Linked DNA regions of Homo sapiens: regions 1 and 3 are each linked to region 2. A link is an interaction called in ENCODE POLR2A ChIA-PET data of the cell type or tissue named here. Cell type or tissue: PC-9. All regions are shown on one strand. Region 1 overlaps NUP58 (nucleoporin 58). Region 2 overlaps LOC105370124 (a long non-coding RNA gene). Region 3 has its middle 23 kb from the start of USP12-DT.

What was found. ChIA-PET counts read pairs that join two places held together with the same protein. Peaks named below come from ENCODE experiments on the same cell type or tissue, not always from the same donor. Only the 100,000 strongest peaks of a DNase experiment are listed, where the experiment ranks them.
Region 1: POLR2A ChIA-PET joins it to region 2 with 5 read pairs; 1 of 35 experiments calls an interaction of 5 or more read pairs at or near these places.
Region 3: POLR2A ChIA-PET joins it to region 2 with 7 read pairs; 2 of 35 experiments call an interaction of 5 or more read pairs at or near these places.

What each region holds. Positions count from the first base shown.
Region 1 is chr13:25,317,016-25,319,515 of GRCh38, forward strand. It overlaps NUP58 (nucleoporin 58), which reads left to right. Exons shown (of 16, transcript NM_014089.4): 7 at 2,311-2,335. Among named protein-coding and RNA genes, the nearest start is that of NUP58, 17 kb to the left of the region's middle. In PC-9, no CTCF peak of the experiment used is centred here; DNase peaks (open chromatin) are centred at 946 and 2,166; H3K27ac peaks cover 2,500 bases.
Region 2 is chr13:27,053,319-27,055,818 of GRCh38, forward strand. It overlaps LOC105370124 (a long non-coding RNA gene), which reads right to left. Exons shown (of 2, transcript XR_941767.3): 1 at 2,178-2,500. Among named protein-coding and RNA genes, the nearest start is that of USP12-AS1, 71 kb to the right of the region's middle. In PC-9, no CTCF peak of the experiment used is centred here; DNase peaks (open chromatin) are centred at 393, 1,063 and 1,443; H3K27ac peaks cover 2,500 bases.
Region 3 is chr13:27,194,297-27,196,796 of GRCh38, forward strand. No RefSeq gene overlaps it. Among named protein-coding and RNA genes, the nearest start is that of USP12-DT, 23 kb to the left of the region's middle. RefSeq lists an enhancer at 517-1,716. In PC-9, no CTCF peak of the experiment used is centred here; a DNase peak (open chromatin) is centred at 1,145; H3K27ac peaks cover 2,051 bases.

The sequences.
Region 1 (2,500 bases), 1.7 Mb before region 2:
CTTATATCAAGGGATTCTTTTTTTTTAATCCAAATGATTTCTGTGTTTCTAGTAGCTGTATCAGTTAGCTTGGGCCCTGCAGTACCAGTGTGGGATTTAACCAGATAGAGAGTAGCAATAAACAGCATTCAGTGAAGAGGGGACAGCGTCAAGTGAGACTAGAGATGAGAAGGACCTTGACCCTTTTGAGGAAATGATAGAAGGCCAGATTAGCCATAGAGCAGAAAGATGAGGTTCCAGAAGTCATGGAGTCCTTATTTGCCATGTTGAGTTTTGTCATTATATTAATACCTCAGGCAATTTGGGTCTATTAAAGGGATTTGATGAGATTTGTATTTTAAGATTAAGAGCATTCTGACAGCCATATGGAAAATAGCATTCAGGAAGGCAAGAATTGTCATGGAGAACTGTTAGGAAGCTTTTGTAGAGCTCCACGTGTATTACTGAGGCAAAGCTAGGTAGATTAATTGGGGGTCCATGGTAATCAGGGATCCATGGTAGAAACAGGCTCAAGTTTTTTTTATATACATGTTTGTGTGTATGTAAGTATTTACAAAATATAATAAAATGTCATATCAAAGAAATAATATGCTAGTCAATTTAAAAGTTGGTGAATTATTTGGAGAAACATAAAATGAAATCCTTATTTTTATTTCCATGTCTCATAAAATCTAGGACGTCTATAGAAGATAGGTGGCAATTTTAGAGATACTAAATATGAAAGAAAAAAATCTTAATAAAATACAAAACATGGAAACATAAATTACAGTTGGATGAAAGAGGTAAAAAAGTAAAACCCCATGTGCAGAGGTAAAAGGTAAATGAGGAAAGTAAAATGCTTGATTTTTTTTTTTTTTTTTTTTTGGGATACAGTGACTTGCTGTGTCATGCAGGTTGGAATGCAGTGGTGTGATCTTACCTCACTGCAACCTCCACCTCCCTGGCTCAAGTGATTGTCCTACGTTAACCTCCTAAGTAGCTGGGACCACAAGTACGCAGCACCACGCCTAGCTAATTTTTAAAAAATTTTTTGGCCAGGCGCAGTGGCTCACGCCTGTAATCCCAGCACTTTGGGAGGCCGGGGCAGGTGGGTCATGAGGTCAGGAGATCAAGACCAGCCTGGCCAAGATGGTAAAACCCCGTCTCTACTAAAAATGCAAAAGCTAGCCGGGCACAGTGGCAGGCACCTGTAATCCCAGCTACTCGGGAAGCTGAGGCAGGAGAATTGCTTGAACCTGGGCAGCAGAGGTTGCAGTGAGCTGAGATCACGCCACTGCACTCCAGCCTGGGCACTAGAGTGAGACTCCGTCTCAGAAATAAAAAAAAAATTTGTAGCCACAGGGTTTTGCCCTGTTGCCCAGGCTGGTCTCCAATTCCTGGGTTCAAGCAGTCTGCCCAAAATGCTTGATTTTTAGGTGCTTATTTTTTCACATTTTAACATCTCTGAAATTGAGATACATCTTACAAGAGTCTAATATTAGAAATACATATTAAATTATGTAAATGAGACAAATAATATACTTAATGTTGAAATAGCTCTTAGAAATATATAAGAAAAATACCGTAAGAAAAGTGTGCAAATCACAAGTAAGCAGTTCATGAAAGAAGAAATATACTTGTCTCATGAGCATTTGAAGAAAATGGTTTTCTTCACCAAATATAAACTAAGAATTATTATGAAGTGGCATTTTTCACCTACATAACTGGCAAGGTTTTTTATAAAATATGTCCGTTGTTGTGAGGGTGTGATAAGGTATTCATGGCAGATGGGAAGATAAATTGTGATAGTTGTTTTAAGGGATTGTCAGATTGGAGAAGTACAGGTAATCTGACAGTATTCTGTACTGATAGGGCCTTAAAAAGTGTCAGGTAAAGTTATCAGGAGTTAAACTGGTAGGCAACAACATAAATTTTCCATACAGGATATTTTTCACGGAAGATGGTTGAGAAAGGGAAATTCTTGCCCTTGAAAGTATATGTACATCTGCCATATATCTGCTTATGTGTACAGATGTCTTCATAAAATGCTTTGCTTCTGAGTTCATGACGAGGGTTGAGAAAGGGAAATTCTTGCCCTTGAAAGTATATGTACATCTGCCATATATCTGCTTATGTGTACAGATGTCTTCATAAAATGCTTTGCTTCTGAGTTCATGATGAGTCATGACATCACATGATGTTTATGAGGCAAGCAAAGAAATGCTTAACAGTTTATATTTATACTTTAATTTGTGTTAATTTAAAGCTTGTATTTGGAGTATGTTGTTCAATTACCAATTTTTTTTACGTGAAGCTTCTTGAATTTTCTAGGTGATAAAACGGGAACAAGACCAGAGTAAGTTTACAAATTTACCCTTAAGGCATTTTAATTGAAGAGTTTAACTTATTAAATTGTAGGCAGATGGTATAATTGAAAGTAAATATCATATACATTTAGGAGAAAAAACTTTTTTGTAATGGTATTCGTTAAAAGTAAAATAATAGACGTATGTTCTGGTAA
Region 2 (2,500 bases):
AAGGAGTGGTCAGCCCAGCCCTCCATTTCCTCTTGCCCACGCAGTCACATCTCTGCAATCTAGCTTGCGCTTCGCACCCCCACCCCCAGATCAACTGTGACCTCATTGTCAAATCCAAGGGACATGTTTTTATCCTTATCCTGCGTGGCTGTCCATCATCTGACCCTGTGGGCTACTCTCTTCCGGGTCTCTCCCTGCTGCCTTTTCTGTCTGCCTTGTGGGTTTCCTACTTGCACCTCCTCCGTGTTCCCCAGGACACCATCAGGGCCCCCTGTACACCTTAATCTACACACACTTCCTCTTCTAAATTAATGGTTTCAAATAGCAATGCCACACTAATGACTCCCAAGCCCATGGTTAGCGCTGCCCTCCCTGAACTCTTGCTCCACGTGTCTAACCACCTGCTGGGCATCTCCAGCAGGAGATAAGCTGAAGCTTGAGACATAAGCTGAAACCTGAAGGATGGCTGGGTTTTGAAACTAAGAAGTTGGGGTGGGGTGGGAGTGCTCCAGGCAGGAGAAATGACACGTGCACATGTTCAGTGGGGAGAAGGCTCACGCACATTGCCTTCCAGGGACTCAATCCAGCAGGAGCTCACTAAGTTCAAGATCAAACATTACCATTCCCCAATAGGAATTCATCCTCCCCTGTTCTCTAGGTGTAGGTGCTATTAACTAGTCACCCAAGCCAGAAATGAGAAGTCCAGTTACCCACTCGTTCATGTATTCATTTGCTATTCCTTAGGCACATGCAGACAAGATGCACACATTGCTCACAGCCCTGCCCTCACAATGCGGAATCCACTGAGGTAGGGAGGCTGTCTGCTGGTGGTGGTGTGAGGTCATGAGCTGGCAGCCGGGTCAACAGGCAGTCACATCTCAGTGTGGAGGTGCTGGGACGGAGGAAGTGCTGGGGCTGTGGAAACACTCAGGAGGGAATCAGGAAAGACTTCCTGAGGTGGCGACATAAGCTGAAACCTGAAGGATGGCTGGGTTTTCAAAGTAAGAAGTTGGGGTGGGGTGGGAGCTTTCCAGGCAGGAGAAATGACACATGCACATGGTTTAGCAGGGAGAGGGCTCATGCACAATGCATTCCAGGGACTGAGTCAGTATGGCAGATGCCCAGATTGTAGACAGGGTGAGGGTGTGTGTGCCTGAGAGAGACGAGACAGAGAGACCAAGAGACAGAGTGACAGAGGTGTTTAGGAGCTGAGCTCTCAGGGACCTGGTTAAAGAAAATGGATTTTGCTCAGAGGAACATGGAGTCACTGCAGTGTCTTAAGCCAGAGAGTTCTTTCAGCATCTATTCAATAAATGTGTACACTTTAAAAAGAGCCCTCAAATTTCACTGTGAGAATGTGTTTGTAAAGGCCAAGCCTGCAGGCAGAAAGGTTGAGCAGGAGGCCCAGGTGACTAGCCTCACCAGGGCAATGGACGAGAGGTAAGACAGGTTCAGGAGAGTTTGCAGAGCCAGTCCTACTAACAGAACTTGCTCAATGTCTGAATGTCTGTGCAGGAGGAAGATGAAGGACTGAAGGAAGGTTTCCAGCCAATGACAGGTGCACATGGGTGGATGATGGCACCGTGCAGGGTGAGGGAAGCTGCAGGAAGGTCAGTGTTGGGGCAGGAAGTAGGTAGAGCAAGTTGAGTCTGGGGTGTCTGTGTCATAACTGGGTAAAACTGCACAGGGGACACAGCTGGAGACACAGGCCTGGGACCTGGGAGATCTGGGCTAGAGATAAAGGTTTGGTAGGCACTGTTATCCGATGATAACTGAAGCCATGGGAGCAGACATGGTTGTTTCAGAAGAGTCTAAACAAAGCAAACTGCCTAGAACAGAGCCCTGCAGAACATCAACTTTTGTGGTTAAGAGCAGACTCCCTCCTGCTTACTTCCATGGCAAACTCTCCACCACGCCCTAGACTGCCCTCAGTACCTGGAGTCCCGAGCCCCCACCTCCAACCCCAGTGCCTTCACCTTGTCCAGGTTCCTGTCCCTTCTCAATGGGATTCCTACTACCTTCTCAGGGGTCTTTCTCTTCCAGTCAGGCTCTCCTCTCCAATCTACCTCCTCCGCTGCCACTGAAATGACCTTACCAAAATGTCATCGTGAGAAATCAGTCATTAACATTCCTCAAAAGTTCCCTATGTCCATTTTAGGAAAATCCAGACTCCTTACCTGGATAAAAAGGGCCCTTGGGGATTAGAATCCTCCTTTTCTCGCCAAATATTGCCAAGTGTACTGCAGCCACATGAAAGCTGTACTTCCCAGACGTGTGATGCTTGTGTGTGCCACCATGCCTTCTCATGGACTGTTTTCTTGAAACCCAGAATGCCGCCCGCCTCCACCCTATCTTTGATCTAAATAACCCTGACTTCTTGGAAGCTCAGTTCACGTGCTATTTCCCCTGAGGCCTTTTCTGCTCAGTAATATGATTTAGATGCCTTTTCCCGGTGTTCCTGCATCATCTTATTTATGCTCCCATTATGGCTCTCAACACT
Region 3 (2,500 bases), 140 kb after region 2:
GTGAAATAAACAAATAACCATCCCACCCCATGCCCACACACTCAGACACATACACACAAAAACCCCAGCAGTTTAGAAATACAGAAATTAGTTTCTCTCACACATAAAATAAGCCGGAAAGTAGGCAGCCCAAGATTGCACAATCACCTGGATTCAGGCTCCTTTCTCCCTCCTGCTCTGTCGGCTTCCTGGTCCTGGAAGTCTGCTTGGCTCCTACCATCTCATCTCCTTTTTCCAAGCAGTGAGGAGGAGGAAGGTGCAAAAATGAACCTACACCTTACCATTTAAAAACACTTCACAGACTGGCCTTTGTGGCTCACCCCTATAATTCCAGCACTTTGGGAAGCTGAGGCAGGAGAACTGATTGAGCCCGGGAGTTACTGAGACCAGGATGGGCAATGTAGGGAGACTCTGTGTCTACGAAAATTTTAAAAATTAGTTGGGCATGATGGCTGACAACTGTGGTCCCAGCTACTCAGGAGGCTGAGGCGGGAGGATCACTTGATCCCAGGAGGTTGAGGCTGCAGTGAGCTTTGATGGCACCACTGCACTCCAGCTTGAGCAGTAAAAGCAAGATTCTGTCTCCAAAATAAAGAAATAAATAAAAATATTTATCAGCTATTACATCCAACATTTCCATTAACATCCCATTGGCCAAAATTTGGTCTCATAGTCTTGTCTAGCAATCAGGAGGCTAGGAAATAGTCTTTATTCTGGGTGGGCGTGTGCCTAGCTAATAACTGGGGGTTCTAGCACAAACAAAGGAGAGAATGGATATTAGAGAGGAAAGGAGCATTCCATTCCCCAGCTGGGTGGATAACAAACTGCCTCTGAGCAAGAAACATAATGAAAATATTCAAACACAGGGAAGGCTGCCCCAAGATTGACTTATTTGTTTATTTATTTGTTAGGGTATAATTGTCAATGGTTTACTTATTGTGTCTTATAGAATCATAAGCTAGATTATGTCCTCAGCCCTCCTGGAAATGCTTGGCAGAGTGTGCGTCCCATTCAACCTCCACAGCGTAAAGGAAAGGGAAGGCACTTGGGGAGATTTCAAAGAAAAGCCACCAGGATGACTAATAGCTCAAAACAATAAGACCTAGGACGCACTGTTAAGGAATGAGTCAGCCAGGGAAAGAGATGGCTAGAGGGTGACTAAATAATGATCCCTTGCTATACAAAGGTCTCTGCACAGAGGAGGAGGGAGTAGGAGCAGGAGAAGAAGGAGGAAGATGACCAGGAGTATGGTCATCTCCACTAGGGGTTGAACGGAAGGAAACGGGAGCAGGAGTGACTTAAAGATACCTGAAAGGACAAATGTGCTGAAGGGGATGCTTGTCAAAATACAGGAGATGGTATAAACATATAGCACGTGGGGATTATACATTGGCATCTCTGACCACCGTGGTATTTGAATGTGCTCTTCACTAAAGCAAAGCTTGAGAGTTTGCGGGGAGGGAGGGGCATTCACAGGTGGAGGGAGGGTGAACGACCAGAACTCCTATGATTTCCTTCTCTGTGCCTCAGTTTCCCTCATGGAATAACCATGTGTTGGAGTTCAGAAAAGAGATCCTATATTGATTTGAAAGATACACTCTGGTTTTGCAGATGTACAGAAAATAATAACTAAACAATATCAGTATGTGGCAGAAGAGATCCTACCAGTAGAAAGGAATGCCCTTTCTGCATTTTAAGATCTCATTTTTTAAATTATAAAAGGAATATAATGGCTTTCCAGTCAAGGTGGCCCCATAAGATGCATGCCATCTGCTGCACACATTCAACAATGTCAAACTAATACACAAAGAGAAAACCAAAAAAGATATAGCATGGCTCAGAAACAAGACAATTATTTACATGGACCAGAAACAAGAGAGAGCTGAATGAGGCAGAAACTAGGACCAGGGGCCGTGGGTCTCAAACAGGCAGTGGTAGTTGAGAATCTGGCTTCTCTAGAGACCAAAGCCAGGAGCCTGTAGAAGCCAGGGGCTGCAGTAGAGCTCTCCTTCCTCCTCTCCCCCAGCGCCTGCTCCTCTCCCACTCCCCAGGGGTAACCACTCTCCCTTTTCAGCCCTCCTGAGAGCCACTCTGTAAGATGAGGACATGTGGCATCTACAGGGCTTCCCACCTCGCTTCTCCTTCCCTGATTTCTATTCAATTCTGCCACTGTCCTTACCTCTTCATTCTGTTAACTATGATTCTTTTGTGTTTTGTATATAGGTGCACTGCAGAAACGAGTAATATGACTAAACCCATAGAAAAGGGAACATATTCTATGTTATTAAATCTGCCATGATTTAATGGAATATTTTTCCAAATTCAATACATAGCTCAAAATCATGTCATATTTTAGTTAGCTTCGGTTTTTTCATTTGTTTTTTGGTTTTTGGGTTTTTTTTAAAAGACAGAGTCTCACTCTGTCACCCAAGCTGGAGTGCACTGGTGTGATCATGGCTTACTGCAGCCTCATCCTCCCGTGCTCAGGTGATCCTCTCAC